Regions from separate parts of the Homo sapiens genome. Here region 2 is linked to region 1. A link is an interaction called in ENCODE POLR2A ChIA-PET data of the cell type or tissue named here. Cell type or tissue: MCF 10A. All regions are shown on one strand.

Evidence for each region. ChIA-PET counts read pairs that join two places held together with the same protein. Peaks named below come from ENCODE experiments on the same cell type or tissue, not always from the same donor. Only the 100,000 strongest peaks of a DNase experiment are listed, where the experiment ranks them.
Region 2: POLR2A ChIA-PET joins it to region 1 with 7 read pairs; 2 of 35 experiments call an interaction of 5 or more read pairs at or near these places.

Annotation. Positions count from the first base shown.
Region 1 is chr11:129,147,548-129,150,047 of GRCh38, forward strand. All of the region lies in intron 2 of ARHGAP32 (Rho GTPase activating protein 32), which reads right to left. Among named protein-coding and RNA genes, the nearest start is that of ARHGAP32, 44 kb to the right of the region's middle. In MCF 10A, no CTCF peak of the experiment used is centred here; a DNase peak (open chromatin) is centred at 1,154.
Region 2 is chr11:129,022,853-129,025,352 of GRCh38, forward strand. The region is part of intron 11 of ARHGAP32 (Rho GTPase activating protein 32); the gene reads right to left. Among named protein-coding and RNA genes, the nearest start is that of TP53AIP1, 81 kb to the left of the region's middle. In MCF 10A, no CTCF peak of the experiment used is centred here; a DNase peak (open chromatin) is centred at 1,359.

The DNA of each region.
Region 1 (2,500 bases):
TCAGCTATTTTACAACTCTGCAGAGATGGAACTTGCCTTATAGAAAAATGAGAGTAATACAGATCATTCCTATCCACAGAAATGCAAACTGTACCCAGTGAAACAGAACAGTTTTGCCAGATTTACATCCATATGCATGCATTTTAGAATGGTTGCTCTATAAGAGTATGGTAATTTTTGAATTCTCCTTTGAACCACTTTTAACAACTGACTTGTTCTTTCATTAATAATGAGTTAAATATCTTTGGCTTGTGCTCATTCTATATTTCTATGAGAGTCATGATTATATCCTCTTTTAAACTTTATCCTTCAATAAAATGAAAACAAGATGACCCCTACCCTTCCTCAAAGAGCTCACAACCTAGTAGGGAGACAAAGACATTACTATTCAACTAGATTAATACAATAAGGAAAGCATCATGATACAGATAGGAACAGCATACTATAAGAAGTGAAATAAAACTATTTCCCATCTGAAACTTTTAGGAAAGCCTTACATCTTAAGTTACTTACATGAATAGACTTAGGGACAAGATAGATGGTGGATAGCAGACAATGCTAACGTGTAGCTCCCACTTGGACAGACAGAACAGTGTGTGGAGAACACCATGATCTTTACCATGATCTTTTGCTCCAAGAACCACCAAAGAAATGTATCAGGAAAATCAAAAGAATTCAAAGATCTTTGAATGAAGCAGCATGCCACTGCAAATTGCACAGGACAGGCAAAAAACTGAGTTCCCAAAGTATGAGAGGGAGAAAACCTGCCTCTGAACACACAACCCCACTGGAGAATCCATAAATCCAGATTACAGGAAAATGATTTAAACTTACCTAGAGCTTAAACAAATTTAAGGACTCATGAAAAACATAAAAGTGGAAACAGCAGTGAGAGGAAGTGACTTGCATGTACTCCCAGTCTCCAGCTCAAGCCCAGGGAAGCCATCCCCAACTATACCTCACAGGGGCCTTCAGGGAAGGCAGGCAGCAGAATTAGGGAGGGATCACAGGACAGAGAAAGCTTCCTACTGAAATAAGTAGTAATTCTGACTGGGCGTGAATTTCCTTGAGCAGAATCTGGGAGGCAAACAGGAATTGCTTCAGATACAAACGTAGGAGCCACTGGTGACAGACAGGGAGGGGCAAGGTGGGAAAGCCATGCTTGCTTTCTCAGCAGGAAAGCTCACAGCCTGGGGCAAGTTCTGAGTGGGGCACTGCAGGAGCCAGGCCAGCCTCACCAACTATGAGGGAGTTGGGTAAGGCCTCTTGCTACAGCTATCACCCATTTCCCTGAGAAACTATATAGAACAACAGAGGCAACCAAAAGCCCCTCTGGAACATAACCCCATTGGCCTGAGAACCACCCCCTCAATCCCCTACAGTGGCCACAGCAAGCCTCACCCAAGGAAAGTCTAAGCTTGGACCCACCTAAACCAGCCCCAACCTGATGGTATTTCTCTATTTTCCATGGTTGCCAAACACAAAAGATAGAAACTCTTGGGGGCTTTATGGCCCCATCCATCACCTGACAAACTAAAATCCTTATCCTGGCCAATGCAGGGCAAGCACAGATCCCCCTACTACTACTATAGCTGATGCTCTTTTGAAAATGCCACCCACAGGCTGGAGGCCAATCTACTTGGGCCATAACAGCAACTTATGACAGAATAATCTTGCTGCCAGGAAGAAGAAGACAATAGCTAATTCCACTGCCCACAACATCCTGGCTAACCAATGGTCCTTAGTCTCTCCATTTGACAACTTTACTGCTAGCATAACCAGCATTCGAGAAAGCCAGCACACTAAACGTATCTACAACCAAGGACTGGGTCTACCTCACTCCCCTGCCACCTCCATCCAAGCAAGTGCTGGCATCCATGCCTGGGAGACCTGAAGACAGATCACATCACAGGACTCTTTGCAGACATTCCCTAGCACCAGCGCAGAGCCTGGTAGTCCTGCTGGGTGGCTAGACCCAGAAGAGAAATAAGATTCACTGCAGTCCAGCTCTTAGGAAGCCCCATCCTCAAGAAAAGGGGGAGAGCACCACATCAAGGGATCACCCCATGGGACAAGGAAATCTGAACATTAAGACTTGAGTTCCACACCTTTCCACTTAAACAGACTACCAAAATGAGAAGGAACCAGAAAAGTAATTCTGGGAATATGACACAACAGGATTCTACACTACCACCAAAAGATCACACCAGCTCCCTAACAATGGATCTGTACCTAGAAGAACTCTCTGATTTGCCAGAAGAAAAAAAAAATATCAGAAGGTTGATTGTAAAGCTAATCAAGAAGACACCAGAAAAATGTGAAAACCAATGTAAAGAAATTTTTTTAGAAAATACAGGATATAGATAGGAAATTCTCCAGAGAAATAGGTATCATAAAGAAAAAACAATCACAAATTCTGGAAATGAAAGACACACTTACAGAAATACAAAACACCCTGAGAAGTTTCAACAATATATGAGAACAAGGAGAAGAAAGAAGT
Region 2 (2,500 bases), 120 kb before region 1:
CCTAAGACATTTTAGATTTCTATCTTCCACTAAATGCCATATAGCATTCTTTTTTAAAAAAAGAAATCATAGTTCAAACCATTATTATATGAGCAGTAGATGCTTTTTTAAAAAGCTGACTATGAAAATGAGCTCTAAATTCTGAAATTCCCCCATTTATGGTTTTAAAAATTAAAATATTGCTGTCATTTAAGCACTAGTGCAACAATCCTGGAAAGAAAAATGTTCAACCTCTGTTAAGAAGTTGAACATACTAATCAGCCCTATTAAGGGCTGATTTGTGATTCAGAGAAAATTCTGGTCTCCATGTTATTTTAATGAAAGGCATTTATTACCGAGGTCTAAAGAAACACCATATACATACGGAACACCACCTTAGTGGTAAAATCTCTGAGATTTAATACAAAATATTTTATGGATGGAGATGGTTATCCTTACCAATGCCAATACCAAAGAGGCGGGGAAGAACCATACTTGAAGGGAAAAGGCCAGAAAGGTTACTTCTTCGTGCAAACTTGAGGAGCCTCTTTACACAGTCTACCAAATTATTTTAAGTGCATTAGCACTGCCCATTTCCATTAATCAATAATTGAAATATTATTAACCCACCAGGAAAAAAATTAAAAAGATGATATAAGCTGGCTGCTTAAGAAATAAAGGCAGGTTCTTTTAATCATAAAAACTTTTATTATATTAAACTAATGTATAGAAAACAAGAAATAAGCTGATTGGAAATAGGAGAAAAAAAGATATTTCTTGAAACCGACTGGGAACATCTGTGTTGTACAATCAGCAAAGCCTACTTCAAAAAGTATAAACTTTTTGACAAACATGACAAATACTAATGTTCAAGTGCTGAATTTCTAGATAATTAAATAATTAACCATTTACCTAAGAGAGCAACCAAGGTAACATGTGCCCAAATATAATCTAAACATAGTTTCAGTGAAAAATTCTGAATGTTGCTTGAGTCAAATATTTAAATGACTGATTGAGATCTCCTTACCTCTTGTTGTGGTACAAGTTTTAAGATCAATACTTAAAATTATTCCAAATGACTATATTTAGCAGTAGATTCATCAGGATACAACAGCTCTGCATTCCGTACAAGAGTGTAGAAAATAAATCATAATCCAACTGGTTCCAACCTCACCACCACAGGTTAACTTCAAGTTAGGTCCCACATCACTGCCGGGTTCCAGCTGTTTTCAGGACCCCCTGCAGCAGCAGTTTTCTTGGCCCTGTTTTCAGTCCAGTCAGTGGAGCCCAGCAAGCCAGCAAGTGTGTGGGAGAGCTCTGCCTCCAGGAGCTTAATCCTCCTCTCTCAGCACATACTGCTTTGCAACACCACAGAAACGCCCCAGCCTAAACTCACACTTGCAGAACAGGCTTCACCAGAAGAGCTCCACCCATCAACCCCACACAGGTGAGCACTTCCTGCTCAGAAAACACCAGTATGAAATTGATATTAAATTATGTCTTTTCTCTTTTTAAAAGTTAATTGCTTTTCAGTTGTTTGCTAAGTAGGTGGGAGACAGTGTATCCAATAAAAATGATAGCACTTTAGGCTCCTTTAAAATAAGAAAAGTAATTGATCAAGTAGGAAGTACTGCCAGTAAAAGGCTGAATCACTAAAACAACAGGATAGGCTGAGAAAACAAATCTTTTAATATCTTTGCTGATACTGAGCTAAGATTGTTATTCTACTAACACATTTTTTTAAGTATCAACTTACACAGTCTCTGTGTGAAAAATTCTAAGACAATCTCTTATGCAATTATTAGGGAAAAAAATAAAAAAGGTTTCTTCAGAATGGGAAATCCAGAATTAAACAAGTTTTCCCAAGTACAACCTTCTCCTTCATACACTACACAGATGTTAAATATGTAACTCTCCTTCACCCATGGAGTCCCAAGGTACTTCTTTTCCTCTACCAGAGACATTCATTAGCAAAAGTGAAAATCTTTGGCAACTATTATCAAACTGACAATCAATCTCAATTCGTGACTTTTTAAAGCTTTAAAGATTCTTATTAGTTATTTGCATAAATACAATATAAATACTGAGATTCAATACTTCTACTAAATAATAATACTGAACTGTGTTAACCCAATTATGTATTTATTGAAGAAACAAATGAATTGGAAAATATTTACATATTTTCCATTCCAATGACTTTTTACTAATATTAATGTAAATTCTACCCTCAGGTATTTTTTAATTTACAAAATAATGTTATAGCACTTACTATGTGCCAGACACAATTCTAGGTATTTAAAAACATTATTTATCCTAATCTAATGAAGGCAGTTCTATTATTATCTCATCTTATAGATGAGGAGACTAAGGCAGAGAGATGAAGCAATTTGCCAAGGTCCCATAACAGTAACTGGCAAGAGATGAGATATCCAGGGAGGATTCATCATGCACCATTCCAAAATCTTCTGCTGTTGATTGAATTTATTCTTTCCTTCCTCTTTGAACATAGCTCTGAACATAG